Linked DNA regions of Homo sapiens: all the other regions are linked to region 3. Evidence: chromatin contacts called from ENCODE Hi-C or POLR2A ChIA-PET data. All regions are on one chromosome and are shown on one strand. Each heading gives the region's core, a stretch centred on a gene start or an enhancer-like site at or near the end of the contact. The rest is flanking DNA. Distances are from core to core; before and after follow the strand shown. Region 1 holds the start of ZBTB37 (zinc finger and BTB domain containing 37). Region 2 holds the start of METTL18 (methyltransferase 18, RPL3 N3(tau)-histidine). Region 3 holds the start of DNM3 (dynamin 3).

Region 1 (2,700 bases), core at 167-2,666, 2.0 Mb before region 3:
AAATGCAATTCTACATAGCTTGATATCCCTCTTCTTAGTATTTTACTACCTGCTGCAAGAATTATGTTTATTATTTTATAAAAGGACTAATATCCCACATGAATGTAGGCTAATATTTCTAAGCTTAAGAATCAGAGCCCCCCCCACAAAAAGACTTTGGTTATAGGGCTGTGAAGCAAACTCTAGGAAAAATCCCACAGCTGTGCCAGGATTCAACCAAGATGCAGAGAATGTGAAGTTCAGTTGTCAAAATTAGGAAAGCTGGGTAAATCTGCCAAATTCGAAGTTGGCAATTCCGAGGTGGTGATGAATACTTCCATCCTGAAACTTAGTTCTCCAGATCCGATGAAAAAATACAGCATTTACCAAGTATGCCAACATTTTTCCATTAAAATATTTTTAAAAAATGGCTGAAACACTAAACCTGAAGCTGTATACAAGATAGTTGAAAGTACAGTTTCAACTACTGAAAATAGTTTGTATAAATCCGAACAGGAAGACATTTACTTAAGCCCAATGTGCGTTCACTTATCTATATATTACATAGTTACACCACACCTGAAACTTCAGGAACTTACTCTGCCAAGCTCACAGTACTGCCCCGCATTAACAACACACTTATTAAATAGGGAAGTGTATACACTGTTTTCAACAATCAACTTTAGCCAATCTGACCTTTTTCCAAAGCGTTATTGTTTGTTTTGAAACTTTTAATCCAATAAGAGCCTCTGTCGATGCCATCATGAATTCAGATGTGTTTATTTTGGAGCCTACACCAGCGCCTTTTTTGTTTGCTCTTTCCGGCAATTCCCCAGTGAGGAAGCCCCTGGAGGAAAGTCTTTCGCTACCGTCGGCACTGGAGGGGTGAGAGCTGTAAAAGGGAGAATTGGGAACGGCATGGGGTTGGCCACTCCAGCACTTGAGCAGCTTTCTTCTGCGTTAGGAAGCCTGGGGAGAGGGGAACTGGCTAAAGGGCAAAATGTCACTGAGGAACTTCGGAGAAGATGGGGACAAGGCGTCGGGCGGGGGAGCCAGCGCTCAGGTGAGAACTAGGAAGGGGGCGGCGCCCAGGGACCGGCTCCAGGCGGCGGCGGGCGGGGAGCTGCCAGGAGGTGGGTGTGCGTATCTGGGTGTGTCCCGGCTGCGGTGGGGGAGGGGGCCGCCCTTCCCGGGGTCCTGAGGGAGGGGCCCCGCGAGGGGGCGGGTCCGGCAGATCAGCCCGGCCGGGGGCCAAGGGGGTGGAAGGTCGCCCGGTGCCTGGAGGCGGGGTGAAGGAAAGTAGCTGAGCGCCCCAGGAGCGCGCTGCGGCGGAGGGCGGGCGAGGTGACCCCGGTGCAGGGAAGTGGCACTGGGGTGTGGGGCCCGAGTCCAGTCAAGGAGCAGCACCTACCTCCGGGGGTGGAAATGGGCCGGAATGGGCCGGAACACCGTCCCGGAAGTGAAATCCCCCACCCCCTCCCACGGAGCGGGCGACGTGCCGGAAGGAAATCACTCAGCCTTACACCGCCCCCCCTTCCCCCATCCCCAGAGCTTTCCTTGCCTCGCGCCCCCTCCCCTCTCTGCTCTTCCTCCTCAGTCGGGAGGAGGGCGGGAGCACGGCATCACGTGGACGGTCATGTCTCTGCCCACAATGGCGAGGAAGGGCGGGGAAAAGGGGCGGACTTAAGGGGTGGGAAGAAGGTGATACTGGATGAGAGGAAGATTGAGGGAGGTTAGGGGGAGGAGCCGAAGCGGACGCTGCCGGGAGCGTGCGTCGTGACGTCATCAAAAGAACTCTTATATACAGGAGCCCAGGCACCATACTGTCTTTTCGAGGTAGGAGTCGACTCCTGTGAGGTATGTTTTATCTTTGCGAATGTTGCGGGTTTTGGGGCGCTCCAGCCTTTGTCTGCTAAGGTCACCCTGAATTGACTGGGACTTCTAAGCCAGTCGCGCGCCTTTGCAGGGCCTACAAGTTGAGGATGGTGGGGGATTGCACATATGGTGCATGCGTGACCTAAGCTGCGACTATGTTAGAGTAGAACTGCGGAGAAGCCTCGGCTCTCGTGCCCTGCCTCTGATGAAGCCTGTGTTGGTAGGGACATCTGAGAGTAATGATGAATGCCAACCGCTCTGATGGTGGCACATGCCGAGTCACCCGAGTAAGCTATTGTTAAGGGCCGTGACCCGAGCCTCCATCAGCCGTCCGCTCTCATGAAAGGCTGTCGGTGGTAGTCCACGTGCTTAAGTGCCTGCATTCCGCAGTGTCACCAATATTTCCATTAGTGTTTCTTTTTTCTTTTTTGAGACCGAGCCTCGTTCTGTCACCCAGGCTGGAATGCAGTGGCTCGACATCGGTTAATGGCAACCTCCGCGTCCCGAGTTAAGCAGTTCTGCCTCAGCCTCCCAAGTAACTGGGACTACAGGCGCGCGCCACCATGCTAGGCTTTTATATTTTTAGTAGAGACGGGGTTTCACCATGTTGGCGAGACTGGTCTTGAACTCCTGACCTCAGGTGATCCACCAGCCGTGGTCCCCCAACATACTGGGATTACAAGCCGTGAGCCACCGCGCCCGGCCGCCATCGGTGGTTCTTAACTGCGGGTGCAGTGCTTCTTTGTAACATTAAGTGTATCCTTTACCTGTCGCTAGATAATGAATGGTATGTTACCTGCATCATTGGTTTAAAAAGACGAACCGTTTTTTTAAAGAACACTCTTT
Region 2 (2,990 bases), core at 239-2,738, 2.0 Mb after region 3:
ATGTTGACTTTCAACTTAATGAAGTCTCTCTATAAGCTTGTGGGGAAGAAGAGGAATCACGTTCCGTGTCTCTGTTCTCCCAAAGCCTAACACCATGTCTCACACACATTATGCACGCAGTTTAAGTGTTTTTGAATGTTTTGAGGGTGGCTATTTGTTTTCAAGTTGAAACTCCTTGAAGACGGCAGTTCTGTACCTACACAAAAACTAAAAAAGGGGGCTTTGGCACCTTCTGAGATTTTGCTAATGCCTAGGTGAATGACTTCTATGTGATTACATAGGGCTTTAGCTGCACAATATTTGTGCAGTATTGAGATTCTCTCAAGTGAAGGTTACTTTTTTTCTTTTGAGTGTAATTGTATAAAGCTGGGCTCAAATGTTGTGAAAAAGATACATATACATATGGTTTACCATGAAAGGCTAGGATTCCAGGCACATTTACAACCACAAAGGCATGAGACCAATCAAGAATGTGCTGCACCCGGACGAAGAAGGCGCTAAGCGCCTCAAATCCAACAGTTGAAAGCCAACAACAAGCGGAAGAACTCTTTCAGAAAGACTCCAGCCTGGGTGAGAGGAGTGAGAACTTGTCAAAAAAAAAGAAAGAAAGAAGAAAAAGAGGTCTGAGAGGGGAAGGAGGAAAATCATTTTTATTTACTGAACATCTTTTAAAGATTTCACACCACAGAACTATGCCCTTTAATTCTTATAACGCTAAGAAAGCCCTTATTCATATTCACCACCCTTTTTACGGGAGACAAAAGCTCAGAGTATCTCGCTTTACCTCAAACTATTAAGAGCCAGAGCTATCGTCATACCGCAGGTCTCAGTCCTTGCCTCCCCCATTATCCACTAGCAAAAGTATTTACACTTAATTGCAAGCAACGAGTACAGAAAAACTGAAAGAAGGAATGGAAGAAAACGCCACATCCACTGCTAAAACCTTGGGTCAGAACACGTCCGCGAGGCTTTCCAGGGCCAAAGCCTTACTTAAATCTACCACGGTTGTCGCTTCCCCTCCAGTCCCTCACTTTTCATCCCACTCACTGACAAAGAAAAGAGGGGGTTCAGGCCGCGGTAATATAACCCAGCCTGGCGGTGGGTCTGAAGGGACAGAAGAGAAAGGTTCGCGACCCGCCCACACCCTTCTCTAGGTAGAAGTGACAACCAAGGAAGGATATGAGGAGTCGGGGCAGGACGGACGGCAGTTCCCGGCGGCATAGCTCCTCTGGCCAGCTACTTAATTCTTCCAGGGGAACCGCGCTAGCTGGGACCGCACCTTCCTGAGACATACTTTCGTCAAACAGGAGAGCTTCAAACCAGACCCGCCAAAGCCCAGACCGGAAACTCGCAGTCCCGCCAACCCTTGCGCGCTCTCCGCCGGCTCCAAAACCATAGAGAGGAGGGCGGCTGGTTTCTTGGTGAGCCCGGGTCCCTCAAGGCCGGAAAGAAAGTCGGGCTTCTCTAGCCCCTGGAGGACTCGACTCACTGGTGCGCGATTTAGGTCCGGAGGAGGCGTTGTGAGGTGAGCTTTTTCAGAAGCGCGATCCCAGGACACGTCGGGAAGCAAGCATCCCCAGGTCTGGATCACTGTAAACATTACATTCAAATGGGGAGGTGAGGGCCAGAAGTCCCCACTTCTGGGGTCGGATTTGTTCCGGGACCTGCAGCCGGAAGTGACTCCAAGCCTTGCAGCGTGATGGGAGAGGAAAGAGGCGCGTTCCTAGCCGCGGGACTGGGTGACCCGCCTCTCCCCCAAATTGTAAATCTTGTATAAAGGGAACAAAGATCCCACTTGCCAGAACTGTGAAAATTGAGGCAGATGGTATAGTGTCTAGCGCAGTAGATAGAAGATTCTCAATAAAGTTGCTTCTTATTTCTACAGGTCTCTCCAAACTACTGCAGTGCCCTAGTTTGCGTTTGCTCTGCCACCGAATTAGTCTTTACTAATTATTGCCAAATTACCCCCACTTCTATACACTTAGGGCTGCTGTTCTCGACTAAATGTTTGGAGTGAAGTCTTGGATGAATTTACACACACCAGGCCATACCTATGCATGTTTTTAAAGGGACGCTGACTTACCAAAATAAAATACTGCACCTCTTCTGTAAAAGACAGAAGTGAAGTTATTCTGGAAGCTTAGGGGGTGAATATGGTTGGACACAAATCAAGACAGCTGAAAGACAGCAAGTAGCTAGGCTGTCCTGTCTGAATATCTTGGACTTTATGTTTGTCCAGGTGGTAGTGGTGGTGGTTGCTGTTGTTCTTCTGTTTGTTTTTATAGTTGATTTTCTTCTCCCACTTTGGAACCCTTAAGGTGTGTATGAGTGTCCAAATCTCTTATCTCTCTCTCTTCCCCACAACTTTTTAAGAAAAAGCAGCTGTATGGTGGGACAGGGAGGGGTGGGGGTGGCTGTTTAATATTACACTTTAGTGAAATGTGCCATTTTGCTTTAATCATCATTTTCTTTCTTTTTTTTTTTTTTTTCTTTCCAGAGCTGCTTGGAAAGAGGACCAAAGACGTCTAAAAAGTCATTTGGAAATATCTCTAAATATTTGTTACCATGTATAAGCTGCTAAAGAGAAATTGGGCCCAACAAAACTAATTGAATAATTGAGGCAGATTTGTGTGTATCATCAAATTCTATCCAGAAGTTGAAGAATCTGAATTTAAAGATTGTGTGCATTTAATAAGAGGATGACCTTTCAGTTTAATTTCACTATAGAAGACCATCTGGAAAATGAATTAACACCCATTAGAGATGGAGCTTTGACCCTGGATTCCTCAAAAGAGCTGTCAGTCTCAGAAAGTCAAAAAGGAGAAGAGAGGGACAGAAAATGTTCTGCAGAACAATTTGACTTGCCTCAGGATCACTTGTGGGAACATAAGTCAATGGAAAATGCAGCTCCCTCTCAAGACACAGACAGTCCACTCAGTGCAGCCAGCAGTTCAAGGAACTTGGAGCCACATGGAAAACAGCCCTCCTTG
Region 3 (2,700 bases), core at 9-2,508:
CTGTATTAAGAGTCATGAGGAAAACCACAGCTACAATTTAGATTCAGAATGTTGTCTTGAAGGCTAGCAAGACAAATAGGAGCTTAGAGAACGGAAGATGATGCTGGGGGAGGGGGCGCAGAGAGAGTGCGAGAAAGATGCTGGTCAGTTCCGAGATGATGCAGGAATGACATGGCACCTGGACAACATAAGTCCACGTCCACCCCCTGCCAAGTCTGTGCCTCGGGCTCTCTCACAATTGCCTGAAGCTGTGAATAGGTGCACACGCAAACACACCACCTTTTATTCTTCGACTCTCCGGGAGGAGAATGGTGGGGAAGCGTCTCTGGATAAAGCTTCACCACAACAAACGACGTCTTTCTCCTCGCACCCCGCCTCCCCAGCTAGAGGCAGGCAACAGTAGACAGCTGAGAGGAACGAGAACCCTGGCGAGAAGGAAAGCATCTCCACCTAAGGGAGGGGGCTCGGGGGATAAAGCCCCACAGCCTCACAGGGAGCCTCACGGAGGGCGACAGGAAAAGGAGGGGGGTGTTGAGCTGGGAAAACAGGAGAGGGGCACTGGGAAGCTTTCGGCGCGCTACGCAGGGAGGCTGCCCGGGGCTGGCGCGCACCGAGGGGGTGGGGGTCGAGCCCGGGGCGGACCCCTCCCCCGACTCCCCGACTGGAGGACAGGGAGGAAATGGCTTTGTATCGCACGATGAAAGGCAGGCAGGAGGGCCACCAGGCGGGGGGTGGCAGGGGACGGAGGATGCCCAGAGCTGGAGGACCCCGCCCGCCCCACGGACACCGCCACTCTGCCCCCCATTCCACTCTGCCCCCCATTCCACCGCAGCGCCTGGTCCATCCACCCTCTGGCTCCCGCTGCCCGTCCACGTTCCAACGGCCCGCAGCGGGGTCGCCCCACTGCCGCATCCTTACTCCGCGCCCTGCGCGCTTACCTGCCCACGAAGTTCTCGAGCACCGAGCTCTTGCCGGCGCTCTGGCCGCCCACCACGGCGATCTGCGGCAGCTCCAGCAGGCAGCTCTGTCCCAGCGCCGAAAACGCGTCCTGCAGACGGTTCACCAGCGGGATCAGCTCCTCCATCTCCCGGTTCCCCATCTTGCCCGAGGGGCCGGCGACCAGCTGGTCCCTGCTCGCCTCTACGACCTGACAGGGAGTAGGGGCCGCGCTGCCCTGGCTGCTGCTGCTGCGCCGGGCTCAGCCAGCCAGGTCCTGGCGCAGACGTCGGAGCCCGCCGCCAGCCCGCCGCTTGGCTCTGACAGCTAACGACCCGCAGCGCGCCTGCGCGGGCGGGCAGGGGCGTGGCCTATCTCCGCGACGCCCCGCCCCCGCCCCGCGGCTGCCCCGCCCCGGGCTTCCCATCGGACCACCAGGCCAGGCGCGCACGCACTGCAGCCCAGCTGCGGCCAGATGCCACGGCCTCTGCGTTCTGTGGCCAAGGCTCAGAGGCCAAGTTACAGCGCCGGGTCAGGAAATGGCATGAAATCAGCAGCAGCGGCAGCGTTGTTCTCTTTCAGCGGCTACCAAGCCAAAGCCCAGTGGAAAGCACTATCGCCGCTAACACCACCACACGATCACCAGCAACAGCAGCACCGCCGCCGCCACCACCGGGGCACCGCTGCCAGACTACACTTCCCGAAAGGAAATCTCCTCTGTCACGCCCTTCTCCAGAATCCGCGATGACTCCTCCCAGGGTGGCAGGCCTGTTGGAGTCTAAATTCTTCAATGTGACATCCATCTAAGGCCCTGAGTGGTCTGACCTTACTTAATTCTTCATCTGTAATGACTCGTCCTCCCCAGCCCCGCATAAGCACAGGTAGAGTCTGTAGGGTTTACCGCCCCGATACACCCCTTTAATCACTCTGGCCTGTGAGACTCCTCATGCCATTTGCCCTCCCGGTCTATCTCCTTCTACCGGATCTATCCAGAACCAGGTACCCTGGACGCATTCTGTGAAATTTAGCACATTGAGAAGTGACTGTGTGTGGGGTCCTGTGCCTGATGATCGGGACACAAAGATAAATGGCCATGCTTCTCTTAGCCTCCACAGACGGTTCCTTTTTAGTCTGCTCCTCAAATACTGATGCTTCGCAGGGTTTCATATATGGGCATTTTCTTGTCTAATGTTTGTCCTCTGCCTGAGGACTTTCCCATAGCTTTAACTCTGAATCAAGGCTGGCGACTACAGAAATTTACATTGCTAGACCCTGTCTCTCTTCTGCAACTTAGACTGTACTCCAAGAGGAGCCCAGAATACTACCTGAGTGTCCTACAAGTACTACAGACTCAATTTATTCAAAACTGAAGTCATCTTTTGTAATCTCAGCATTTAATGTACAGTTCCTTCTAACTCTAAAAAGACATATTAAAATGTTCATAATGTCAAAAAACCTGAAAACAACCCAAATGTCTATCAACAGGTGAATGAATAAACAAACGTGGTATATATATATAGTGAAATAATCTCTGCCACAAAAAAGACTTTTGATATAGCAACAATCTCAGATACATTATGTAGAATGAAAAAGGCCAAAGACCATATTGGTTTGATTTCATGTATGTGAAGTTCTACAACCAGCAAAGCTATTCTATGGTAATAGAAATCGGAACTGTGGTTGTCTTTGAGGAGTGGAGATTGACTGTAGGAGGCATGAGGAAACTTTCTGGAGTGATGGAAATGTCCCATGTCTTGACTGGGA

Evidence for each region. Hi-C counts contacts between places; a loop is a spot of excess contacts on that map. ChIA-PET counts read pairs that join two places held with the same protein, here RNA polymerase II (POLR2A). Pooled maps may share reads with other maps.
Region 1: a loop to region 3 is called in a map of ascending aorta, with 9 times the contacts of the local background. The contact joins the promoter of ZBTB37 here to the promoter of DNM3 in region 3. A Hi-C loop is called at or near these places in 2 of 168 maps with a recorded cell type or tissue (CD4-positive, alpha-beta memory T cell and ascending aorta) and 11 of 50 pooled maps. POLR2A ChIA-PET finds 5 or more read pairs at or near these places in 1 of 52 experiments (CD4-positive, alpha-beta T cell).
Region 2: a pooled map shows a loop between it and region 3 (12-fold over the local background). The contact joins the promoter of METTL18 here to the promoter of DNM3 in region 3. A Hi-C loop is called at or near these places in 4 of 50 pooled maps.

The regions. Positions count from the first base shown.
Region 1 is chr1:173,867,096-173,869,795 of GRCh38, reverse strand. ZBTB37 (zinc finger and BTB domain containing 37) reads right to left here and starts at 1,416. Exons shown (of 5, transcript NM_001122770.3): 1 at 1,391-1,416; 2 at 676-871. GAS5 (growth arrest specific 5) reads left to right here and starts at 1,807. Exons shown (of 12, transcript NR_002578.4): 1 at 1,807-1,836. It overlaps SNORD74 (small nucleolar RNA, C/D box 74), which reads left to right and starts at 2,051; the gene lies at 2,051-2,122. RefSeq lists an enhancer at 138-1,337 and a silencer at 972-1,381.
Region 2 is chr1:169,793,405-169,796,394 of GRCh38, reverse strand. METTL18 (methyltransferase 18, RPL3 N3(tau)-histidine) reads left to right here and starts at 1,488. Exons shown (of 2, transcript NM_033418.4): 1 at 1,488-1,580; 2 at 2,498-2,990. The coding sequence starts at 2,700. It overlaps FIRRM (FIGNL1 interacting regulator of recombination and mitosis), which reads right to left and starts at 1,355. Exons shown (of 25, transcript NM_001320047.2): 1 at 1,280-1,355; 2 at 412-566. RefSeq lists an enhancer at 1,436-1,755.
Region 3 is chr1:171,840,056-171,842,755 of GRCh38, reverse strand. It overlaps DNM3 (dynamin 3), which reads right to left and starts at 1,258. Exons shown (of 21, transcript NM_015569.5): 1 at 939-1,258. The coding sequence starts at 1,099. RefSeq lists an enhancer at 834-1,013 and a silencer at 1,214-1,443.